2 separate regions of the Homo sapiens genome follow, and region 2 is linked to region 1. The links are chromatin contacts, found by Hi-C or POLR2A ChIA-PET in ENCODE. All regions are on one chromosome and are shown on one strand. Each heading gives the region's core, a stretch centred on a gene start or an enhancer-like site at or near the end of the contact. The rest is flanking DNA. Distances are from core to core; before and after follow the strand shown. Region 1 has its middle 44 kb from the start of TLE3. Region 2 has its middle 18 kb from the start of LINC02205.

The links. A loop is a pair of places that touch in the nucleus more often than their neighbours do. ChIA-PET counts read pairs that join two places held with the same protein, here RNA polymerase II (POLR2A). Pooled maps may share reads with other maps.
Region 2: a map of CD14-positive monocyte shows a loop between it and region 1 (2.7-fold over the local background). The contact joins two enhancer-like sites. A Hi-C loop is called at or near these places in 2 of 168 maps with a recorded cell type or tissue (CD14-positive monocyte and natural killer cell), 4 of 37 single-sample maps with no recorded cell type and 14 of 50 pooled maps. POLR2A ChIA-PET finds 5 or more read pairs at or near these places in 1 of 52 experiments (B cell).

Annotation. Positions count from the first base shown.
Region 1 is chr15:70,138,929-70,144,587 of GRCh38, reverse strand. No RefSeq gene overlaps it. Among named protein-coding and RNA genes, the nearest start is that of TLE3, 44 kb to the right of the region's middle. RefSeq lists enhancers at 3,416-3,515, 3,283-3,786, 4,291-4,796. Within about 2 kb of position 2,892, at least 14 of the 41 ENCODE cell types and tissues checked have a DNase peak (open chromatin) inside an H3K27ac peak, as active enhancers do; they include CD14-positive monocyte, where a contact is called at or near this core.
Region 2 is chr15:70,485,269-70,491,121 of GRCh38, reverse strand. No RefSeq gene overlaps it. Among named protein-coding and RNA genes, the nearest start is that of LINC02205, 18 kb to the left of the region's middle. RefSeq lists an enhancer at 4,326-4,385. Within about 2 kb of position 4,506, at least 8 of the 41 ENCODE cell types and tissues checked have a DNase peak (open chromatin) inside an H3K27ac peak, as active enhancers do; they include CD14-positive monocyte, where a contact is called at or near this core.

The DNA of each region.
Region 1 (5,659 bases), core at 1,643-4,142:
ACATGGTGCAGCATTGCAAGCCCTGGCTTGGAATCAGACAAAGCTGGACGTAGAGTCCAGCATGTAATGCTGAACAAATTACTTGACTTCTAGGTACCTCAGTTTCCTCAGGTGCAATCTAGAGCTAAGACTACCAACTTGGTCAATCTGGAAGGTCAGTTCTGAGGTTTCCACTGCAGGCTTTGGGGTGGAGTATGGGGAGGCCCCATCCTGCTGAGCTGGGTTTGGAGCTGGGTTTGGGCAATGGCAGTTCCTGCGTCTAAGGTTCATAAAAGGCCCCCTTTTCCAGATCTCTTGGATCTTCCAATCTATTCCTCATTTAGCCTTACTAGGGGTGCTTACCTGCGGACTCTGATGTGGGTTCCTGCCCACTGAAATGGGTTTTCCTTGGCTACAAAGGTATAGCCTTTTCTGCACACAAGAGTCTAATATAGGGAGGTCACTTGATGTCACAGACAGGGCCTTAGAGTGAAGAGAGGGCAGCATTAGCAAATCCACAGCTCCAGGAAGTCCCCTGATATGACACCTCTCCTAGTCTTCCCCCTCCTTATGTTCTGGGACCACACCCCTCCCCAGCTTCCCAGGCCAGGCCTTTCCCACTACTTCACTCCCCTTCCTGCTGACCTCTCTCCATCATGGCTCCCGAGGCATGGGCACCGGCGGGAGGGGTGGAGGTGACAGCACAGGATCAACAGCTGCCAGCCTAAGTTGAGTCCAGCAGAAAGCAGAGGGGTCCCCAAGTGGTTTCCAACATGTCAAACATCCTACTGAGAACCCCCCATAGATTAGACTTAGCTCTCACCGCAGGCTTACGGAACTCCACGGTCTGAGCTGTCGGCAAAACCTAATTCATTTGGCAGACTCAGTCTTTCACATTAGGGGGTTTATGGTGGTTAAAGATAATGAAGGGACTCATGGCAATAAATAGTTTGGAGTAGGGTGGCCTGAACAACCTTGCTAAGAAATAAGGATTCAGGCCGGGCGCGGTGGCTCATGCTTGTGATCCCAGCACTTTGGGAGGCCAAGGTGGGCGGATCACGAGATCAGGAGATTGAGACCATCCTGGCTAACACGGTGAAACCTCGTCTCTACTAGAAACACAAAAAATTAGCCGGGCGTAGTGGCAGGCGCCTGTAATCCCAGCTACTCGGAGACGCTGAGGCAGGAGAATGGCGTGAACCCTGGAGGCAGAGCTTGCAGTGAGCCGAGATCGCGTCACTGCACTCCAGCCTGGGAGACAGAGAGAGACTCCATCTCAAAAAAAAAAAAAAAGAAATAAGGATTCAGTTGTGACTTCTGTCTTGGGTCCCTCCAATCTCCATTCCCACCCCCACAATTATCACCTTCCTGCCTTCCTTTGGTGACCTCTTCCCCCTTGAATCACGCCCTAGGCAGGCACTCATCTGTTCTCAGGGCCATCTTCATAGGCTCTTCCCTGCAGGAGAGAAAGCATTTTGTGCAAGCTCCACCTAAAAGTTATGCGGGCTTTCCAGCCTGTTCCTCCCACCTCCTTCCTGCCCCTGAATCTTCCCGCAGGGTCACCCTGAGGACAAGCAGTTTACTAACTCGAGGGAGAGCAGGGAACTCACATTCTGGGTATCAATGAAATTTATGAGTCATGGATATCACAGGACCCTGTTTTCGTTTGACTTCATTCGCCGCTTCCTTTCTTCGTATTAATTTCTCCCAACAGCCCACTTATCTTCCCTCTTGGAGCCCTGCCCGCCATCGCTTTCCCTGATACATGGTATCTCTAACAGGCTAAAGCACTCAGCGATGCCATTGCTTGAGAGTCGGCTTGCTCAAGCACTCACAAGTTACACTCTGTGGCTAATCAAATGTCAAAACAATCTCCCCCGCGATTTGGAGGAGCTTGGTGACAGGAAGACATTGGCCACTGAGCCATCAGAACAGGCCACGTTTGCTTGGTGGCAGGCAGTGAGACCGGTTTCTGCCGCGTTACATTCCGGGTGGCCGCTTTCCCTGAGAAGCAGCTGCTCTGCAGTTAGTGGGGTTTGGGGTTTGGAATTTGTTTCTTCTTTTCTTTTGAAGGCAGAGAGATACTCCATGCCAAGGGTCAGCAGGGTGGGGGGTGGCGGCGGGGAGGTGGTTGAATTTTTTTCTATGACAAAATGTTGTCAGGTCTCTGAATCATAGCAGCCACAGCGGTGGTTAAAGAGAAGAGATCGCATCTAGGAGCTGGTCTCAGTTCTGCCACAGAGAACACTGGACGAGTCACAGCCACTCTGAACTTCTGTTTCCTCTTCTGGAATATGAGGAAATTGGGTTAAATGGTCCCTGTGGTTCAAGAACCAGAAGATGATTCAACTTGACACCATACCTTACAATTTAAACACTTCTGTGCTTGTTATTTCATTTGATGTTCACAGTAAGCCCATAAGTGAACAGGAGAGGGATTATTATCTCTATTTTATAGCAGTGAAATGACTTGTGGTGGTTATACATCCTGCCCATGACAGAGCTTAGCCTGGGTCATGGGCTGGTGTCCTTCTCCTAGCCCAGGCTTGTCTCAACTCCTCATGCTCACAGGGTAGATTCCTTGAGCCGAACCACCTCCACCTTCAGCGCCACGCGGGAGCTTTTGTTCAAGCCAGAATTCAGGGATCATCCTGTCCACTTCATTTTCTGCTGAAAAAATTGAGCTCCATAGAGGGAAGCAAAAGGGCCTCCCCCGGCTCACACCGCAAAGCGTCCCATTCTCCTGATGTGGAACCACTCCACTCTTCTCGTGGGTCCCATGGGAGTGAAAATGCCTGCATCTTGGGCCTGGGCTAAGGATGGATCTGTCAAAAACAGTGACACTGATAAGTTTTGGGTGCATTTGAGACACCACCACTGTGTCATCATTACCCACACTGCTGTCATGAGGTCTTGAGAAATTGTCACCGGGGTCCTCTTGGGGTCTGATGTGCTAAGAGAGGTCAGGACAGGCTAATCTGTGTCTGCTCCATGCCCCCTCCACATCTACCTGAGCCTTTGAGAGTGCCTAGCTCATTCTCCCTGCTCCTTAAAATCCTCCAAGTTCCACAGCCCCACCTAGACCTCAGAGTGAGTGGTTCACTTTGCGGCACTCAGGCCCACTCAGTGACCACAACAAACACAGCTTGCAGGGTCTGGCTGGCCACAGGTGCTGTCCCTTCTGCCCACCTGGCAAATGCTATCTCTTCTCTCCAGATTTAGCTTGCTGGCCCCCTCTTCCATAGGGCCCCTGAAGAGGCAAGTGCTTCCTTTTCCCACTCCCACGACTGTGCAGAAAGCCTCTGACAAAGCACTTTCACTTTCACATGGTGGCCACTGGTCTCCGAGGCTGTTCTCCTTTTAACTGGCAGCTCAGTGAAGACAGGGGTTGTACTTTGTTTCTCTCAGTATCTTCAGCGCCTAGACCCTGATGGGGCTCAGTGACCTTAGAGGGAGAGGGGATGAGCTTTACATGCTGATCAGGAGCACAGGCCTTGGCAGCAGGCTGGCCTGCACTGAAATCCAGTTCTGCCATTAACCTACATGTCATCCAAACCTCTCTGAGCCTCAGTTTTCAAATCTACAAAATGGGAAGATTGGTACTGCCGGCCTCATCAGGATGAATGGGAAAAACCATGGAAAGAGCTTAGCATATCACAGGCAGTAACCGGGAACTATTGTCATTATCATTGGGGAATTCCCCAAAAGGTTCCTCTGTGAGCTCACAAGAAAGCCCCTGGGTCTCCACGCCGTCTGCAGGAAGCACCCCGGGGATTGGCAGCCCTTCCCTGCCCTGCCTTCTTCTCCAGCTGCAGTCGGAAAACCCCTTTCTCAGGATGCCCCAGACAGGGCCAAGCTGCTTTCCTTCCCCTTGTTGACACAGGGAAGACCTGGCTGCCTGGAGCCTTGACTGGGCCTCCCACTCTTTGAAGTGCAAACACCGAGCTGTGTATTTTGGGCCCCTCTGAAGGGCCGTTTCTGGTGAAATACCAGGTTTTGAAATACTTCACTCCTTGTTTGCATTCGGAAGCCCATACATGCTCAGGTCTCTCAAGGCCTGTATTCAGAGAGGCTGGAGGTAATGTGGGCGAAAGAATCAGACTCTAGTGGGGGAACACAGTGGCCCTCTGCTCTTGGGCTGGGCCTACAGGAGCCACTGGAGGTGGAAGAGGGAGCTCCCTCTCACAGAGTCCACCTCTGGCTGGGAAGAGCAGACGAAGGCATGCAGAGGTATGTCCAGGTGAGCCCAGGGCACAGAGAGCTGGGACCAAAGGCTGGTGTGAAGAGTCATCTCCTGAAGACCTAGCTACAGAAATACTGGAACTCAGTGCTTCTTCCAGCCCCTCCTCTGCTCTGGCACCCACCCCCACCTCTCCACCCAGGGAGTATGTAAACTTCTCGTCCTGCCAAGAGCTGGGCAGGGAGGAATGACATTTATTTGAGCCTCACTGATCTCATAGGAGCTGTCTTAGCCCAACAGCAGAGGTAGAGGAAGTCAGAAGGGGAGGCAGGGTTGACTTGATAGAGATCTCCGTGGGTTTCTAGGAGGGTTTGGTCTGGTCTCTAGGAGGATGAGCCTCCACGTCCTGGGTGATCATTTGGGCCAGGTATTTTACACACCCTCTTTACTTTAAGCCTCATGAGGTGGGTGGTCCCATCCCCATTTCACAGATGAAGAAATCGATGCTATAATGGAACAGACTGGACTCCTTACCCAAAGGCCAGGACTGTGGTAGAAGCTCTTTGAGGAAAGGGTCCTGGTAAGGCTTGTCTTTCCCTCTCAGAGCTTGGTCCACTGACCTTCCTTGTCTACAAAAGCTCTTAAGAAGTGTTTGCTGAAAGGAAGCAGGGCAGGGCTTACAGAGGAGGGAGCATGGGGGAAGCTGACACAAAAGCATCAAGGTGAGGATGTTCGGGACCAGTTCAGAGGCTCCTGAGAAGCCGCATTTGGCCAGAGAGGGAAGAGATGGGGGAGGTAAGGACAGAGCAGCAGCAGGAGCTGACTTTAGAGGGGACTGCATCCTCCTTATACATCATGGGGTGACCAACCAGGGGCGATCTCCAAAATAGACAGCCAGCAAATAATGATGAAGCTCCGTCAGCGTGCCCGGTGCCTCAGGATCCCTCAAGGAGCATACAAAAGGCTGAGAAGTGAGCTGATTTATTTACACAGCCATCTCGTGGGTCCTATGCAGTGAAGACAAATTGCCAAAGATGATGCACTAGGCTCACATGCATTTCTCACAGAAAGGGCCATCTTTCAGGCCTTTACTTGGAGCCTATTTACTCTTAGTTTGCACATAGTCCCAGCAAGATGAGTGACCCAGATTCCCAGTGCCAGGCAGATTCAAATCAGAGGTAGAGGAGCAGCAGGCGGAGGTGGGGTTGACTTAGAGAGTTCCTCATGGGTTTGGAGGAGGATTTGATCTGGGAGGACAAGCCACCACCTCCAGGGTGATCACTTGGGCTAGGTGTTTTACATGCCCTGTTTAAGCCTTGCGCAGTGGGTGGTGCCATCCCCATTTCACAGATGAAGAAATTGATGCTAGAACAGGCTGGGCAGATGCCAGAATGGCATGGCAGGGTTAGAGAAAGGTATGTAGGCAACAAGGGGAAGGTGCTGCTGGAAGCCAACTGTGAAGAAGGGAACAGGAAAACCAAAGCAAGTTGGAGAAGAATG
Region 2 (5,853 bases), core at 3,257-5,756, 340 kb before region 1:
TACGTGGGAACATTGGTTTGTGGGTGCAAAGATTGCTGAATCCAGACCAGTGGTCCTGGGCCCTATCTTGATGTGTCACCAGGTCTTCCCTCTGGGCCTCACTTTCCTCCTCTGTGACACGGACGCTTTGGACCAGATGGTTGTTCTCAACCCTGGTTGCCCGGAGAATCACGGGGGCGACTTTTAAACAATTCTGAGGCCCAAGCCTCACCTTAGGTCAAGGAACCTCTGTGGGTGCTTCTGAGCCTCTGTGGTTTTGATTCTGATGCCCAGTGAAGGGCAAGAAGCACTGAACTGGATGGCTCTGGGCTCCCTGATGGTTGGCACAGGACAGCGACATAGGACCTCACTAGATTGCTGTTAGCTGGGCTGTGCTTCTCTCGGCATGTGTGTGGGTGAGCGACAGAGCTGATGGAGCATCCTGCTCAGCTGGAAGCTGTCTCCCAGCATGGCGGACGTTTCTCTCCCATCAGCTCATAGGTGAGGGGCAGCGGCGGGTCCCTGGGTGCTGTAGGAAGGAGGGCACACCAGGGATTGGTCTCCAGGGCTGAGACCGCAGAAACCTTGTTCTTCTCCCTGCTGGAGAGTCTGGCCCCCACTGATGACAGCATGGCCCCCAGGGAACTCCCAGCTCTGAGGCTGACTCCTCCAGAAGGGGTCAGGCCACCCTCAGCCTTGGGACTCCTGAACCCTGGGTCCGTATCCTGATGGGCAGCTTGGGCTGGGGATGCAGCAGAAGCCCATGTGGGGCCAGCATCCAAAGCCAGACCCCCAGGATCCAGTTCAGGTTCTGCAACCTCTGGGCCTCAGTGATCTCATCTGTAAAATGGGGCAATAATCCACGCCCAATGTGGTGTTAGGGATTCTGATAGAGAGATCTTCAGAGAGAGGGTCAGTGAGCCCAAGCCTCAGGGACGGTGACAGGAGGAGGCATAGAGGCTCAGGGAGGAGGGGTCAGATGACATGGAGCTGGGAAAGCTGAAATTGAGGAGTCTTTATGTAGAGAGCAGAGCATCCCTTACACATCTATCTGTGGTTTTCACATGTACATGGGTGGATATTTTCACGAGTGGATCCCTTTAAAAAAGATAATTTTGCAAGGGGCCCCAGTTTATTAGGTATGGATAAGTGGAACTTGGATGGTTGGAGTGGGACCTGTCCCTCAGCTCCCCACCCCTACAGTGGCCTAACTGGGGAACAAATCTGAAACCACTGGTCTAGAGCAGGAGGACGCGCATTCTCCATCTCCTTCTGAGATTCGGCCCCGAGGAGATGGGTATAAAGTGCAGCAGAAACAGGGGTTGGATAGCAGGGAGCACTTCCCAGCAGTGGGGCTGGTAAGTGCTGAGCTTCTGGGTGCGCTGGTATCTTAGTCCTCCCCAGGCAGGAAGGGGTGAGCCATAGCCCCTCGAGGGCCTCAGCCTCCTGCTTCTGGGGATGGCAGGCAGGACCCCTTTCCTACTCTGGCACCGGGTTCTGGGGAGAAGTGGAGACAGCTTCTCCCAGGAAAGTGGGACCTGGGCCATATCGCTGGATCCTCTGAGGGGCATGGAGGCCTTGAGCTGGGGAAAGAAAGAACAAAGTGACTCTTTCTCCTTGCCTTTGTTAACTCAGAGTGCAATGGGGTGAGGAGGACACAGGGGAGAAGAAAGAGAGGGGAAGTCAGAACTGGGGCTGGGAACCCAGCGGGTGTTTGAGGGGCAGAACTGGGAAGGACCAAGGCCAGAGATTCAAAGGGAGCTGCAGGGGAAGGCGGCGTTTCTGCCAGCTCCACCTTCGGGATGGATCCAGAATCCACTCCTTCCCCCAACCTCCGCCAGGCAACCATGCACAAACCGCCATCCCATAGGCACCCTGGCATCCCTCCCTAACCAGCTGAACCCCCCACGTCCCCACTTCCCCCCTCAGCTTATTCCTCACATGTTTGTCAGAATAATCCTCAAGAAAACACTCATCCCACTCAAGGCCTCCGTGACTCCCACCTTCCCATGTAGGTCTCTTGCTTCATCTCCCACCTCTCTCCCCGCGCGGCAGGGCTTCAGGCTCTTCCTGCACCCCTCTGGCCTGGCTGCCCCTCTCTCCCATTCCCCAGTGGCATCTGGTCTAGGGTTGGCTGATAAAATAGAGGATCCTAGTTAAACTTGAACTTCAAGGTAAACCACACTTAAGTATAAGTATATCCCAAGTGGTGTAGGTGTTACTCACCTGCAATTCACATGTGGCTGAGCATCCTGTATGGTCGTTTGCTAACCTGGCAGCCCTAGTCTAGTCCATCCCCTCTGGACCTGAAATCTCTCAGGTCAAGGATCTTGTGCTTCTGGGCTATTGATTGAGAGAAGGGGGAAAGCTATCTTCCATGTATTTTATTTTAAATAAGTATATCTATTTTAAGTAAATTTATTTTTTTTGGAAAAATCCGCTTGTTTTAAGTGGGGTGTCCTGGGAACCATGTTCCCTCATCTCTTTCTTGCCCCTTAGTGACCAGAGGGTGGGGATGTTAGGAAAATTGGAAGGGATGGTATTTTAAGTCAGAAAATTGTAGGTTTGAGCGTAGCATCTGTCACTGATTCTGTGACGTCTCAGAGCATTGCTTTCACTGCTCTGGCCTCAGTTTGTTTCTCTCTAGATGGGGGCTAGGACTTCATCTGCCTCCCAGGTGGCTGTGGGATTCATGATGCATGAGTTATGCTCATCATGGACATATGTGCTAGCCATGTGAGGGGTTAGGTTAATAAGGCTCCATTGCCTGTGGTTCCAGAGTCACCTGGGCTGAAGGGTAGGTAGATGTGGCCTAATCCATAAGCTCCGTGCTGGTCAGAAGTTTGCTGGGCAAGTGAGTGAGTGCCAGATCTCTTAATTTCTTGGGCCTGCCTGGTTGGCCATGCAGTTCAAGGTTCTGGTCACCAGGGGTCAGGCTTGCACACGGATGGCTAAGTTCTGTCTTTTATGGTGCTCCAGGGAGCCTCCAGACTGTGAGCCAAAGGGACGGTGAGGATGGGGGGTGGCACATTTTAAAAAATGTGGATCTTGGAGCTGTAGGTCTGTGACCTGCAGATCTGGGAGGTCAGACGTTATTCTCTCTCATATTTACATCTTGCTTGGTACCTTCTGGAGAGATCCTCATCTCTTTGGCCCTTCACCAGGAGACTCCATGAAGGAATTGGGTTAGGTGGCTGGGGTTTGGAGAGAATGCTGGGCAGGGGTTTTGAAGCGCATTTGAGTCTTAGCTCCAAGTCTGCCCCTTACTAGTGTCCTTGTTGGCTCTATTACCTCCTGGGCCTAAGTTTCTTCTTCAGTGGAATAGGGTAAAAATACCTCCTCTGCAGAGATGCGTCAAGATCAGTGAGTAGAGGTGGGGCAGGGATAACTTCTCGAGGCTAGCCCAGCCCTGTCTAGAATAGCTTATGATGAAAATGGAGAAATAAGATAGAAACACAGGGAAAGAGCAAGTGTTGTCACGGGGCATCATATAATCCCTTGCTAAGTTGCAGAAGTGAGCACTAGGGTTCGGAAGAGAGAGAGGGCAGTCCAGAGAGGGGAAATTGCTGGCTTGAGCTCACATAGCCAGAGGGATAAGCGCAGGGTCCACTGGGCAGGTGGCTGAGCTGGGCATTGGAAATGAACAGTAGATCAGGCACCCAAGGCAGGTGTGCCCAGCTGATCCAGGCCACAGCATGTAGGCTGCTGGGCCCCTGCAATTTCAGATTCAGTTCTGTGTGTCTCCTGGGCACCTGCTCTGGCGGTGGGAGTACATGCTCTCCAGGCATGTGTGTGTGCTTCCCATGTAGTGCAGTGAGCAGCAATGTGGCTTCAATCTTTGGTCCAGGCACGGACCCAGCACCCAGAGAAAGCGATTTTCCTGCTTGTGGTTTCCTGGCCTCCTCCAAGAACCTCACACGTCCATGTTGCTCACAGAGAAAGATGGATCACTCTGGGGGTTCCTGGAAGAGTTGCTGTCTTTGAACAGTCCCTCTCTTGCCAAGACCCCTGCCTTCCTCCCGGCCCCCAGCCTACTGCCTCTCCGCAGGAGGACAGCATGTCCTGGGCCTCTGCTCTCTGGCCTCAGTCATGGTGTGGCTGGGTTGCTCTGGGGACGCTGAGGGTTCTTGATCGCGGCCTGTCTCAGGGTAGGTCCCCATGGATTGCCCTCCCACCCCTGGCCAGGTTGCTGTGGTTTCCCCATCAGTAGAAATGACTCCTCACCCACAATTGCATCAGTCCCTCCACAGACGCAGTGAATCATGTTGCAAGATGTGGTTATGGACTGCGCCCTGTGCTCTGGTTAGGGGCTGGTTGGGCCGGGCCAGGGGTGAGGGAAGTGTGGGGGGTTGACCATGTTTTGACTTGAACTTGGGAGAGGAAAGAAAAACCCAGGAGAGGGCCTCCAGGGGTGGGGTGGGGTAGGTGTGAGTTGACACTGAACTCATCACCCATGGGACTGAAGCAAGTATCCAGTAACCTTAACCGAGACCACACTGGGGAACCTTCTGGCTTACTCACCCTCTGGCCCTACCGCTACCACCAAGAGAAAAAGAAGTGAAGAGAACGAGCTGGTTCATCCTCTAGTGCATTGCAGCGGCGTGGGGGAAACCAGGGAGATGGGTTGGTTTGCTTTCTTCCTGTTTCTCTATTTGAACTCCCTGGCTTGCTTCCCTTCAGCTGACACATGGTGGCCATGGGCTGAGAATGTCCAACCTCAAGAAGAATTTCTTCCCTCTCTCCACTTCACAGGCCAGGCTCATAGCTGCCCCTGGGTAGGAACTATCTGCAGGGAGGTAGACTCCAGCTGCTTGGAGTTGTATGACCCTTCCCAGAGGCAGATCTACCCATTTTTCAGTGGAGAAGATGAGGCCCAAAGGGAAGTTGCCGGACACTTTGCTTCCGCCTCTCTCTCCCATGCCCTCCTGTGCAGCTGAGCTCATGGCATCAGAATCTCAGGATCTTTCAACACTTTCCAGCTGGGCAAGGTGGGAGTGAGTTGGCTGTGTCTTCTTGTTAATTGTCCATGCCTTTATTTACTTATTTATTTTTAATTTTTAAATTGACACAATAATTGTACATATTCATGGGGTACAGTGTGATGTTTTTATACATGTATACATTCTGTAATGATCAAGTCAGGGTATTTGGTACATCTATCACCGCGTACATTATCATTTCTTAGTGGTGAGAACATTCACAATCCTCTCTTCTAGCTACTCTAAAATATACAATATAATATTGTAACCATAGTCACCCTCCTGTGTAATAGAACAGCAGAACTTATTCCTGCTACCTGATTGTAGCTTTGTACCTATTGACCAACCTCTCACCATGCCTCCTCGCCCTCTCCTCTCCAGTCTCTAGTAACCACCATTCTACTCTCTACTTCTACGAGATCAACTTTTTAGATTCTGCATATGAATGAGATTGTGTGGTATGTATCTTTCTGGGCCTGACTTATTTCACTTAACTTAATGTCCTCCAGGTTCATCCACATTGCTTCAAATGACAGGATTCCATTTTTTTTTATGGCTAAATGGAATTCCATTGTGTGTGTGTGTGTGTGTGTGTGTGTGTGTATGTGTGTGTGTGTGTATAGATAGATAGATAAAGATATCATGGTATCTTTATCTAATTATCCATTGTGGGACACTTGGGTTGTACCTCTTCTCTACAGGAGGCAAGGCTGTGCAATGGTTCAGAGATAGCCCAGCAAATGCTCTGTAATGAGGCTTGGAGTTTCAACCTCACTGTCTTGAGCAGAAGAGAAATGGGCAATATGACATATGGAGGTGCCACTGAAACAAAACACCCCAAAATCTTGAGTCAACACAGTGGGGATAGCACTCTGGAGTCCACACTGGAACGGCA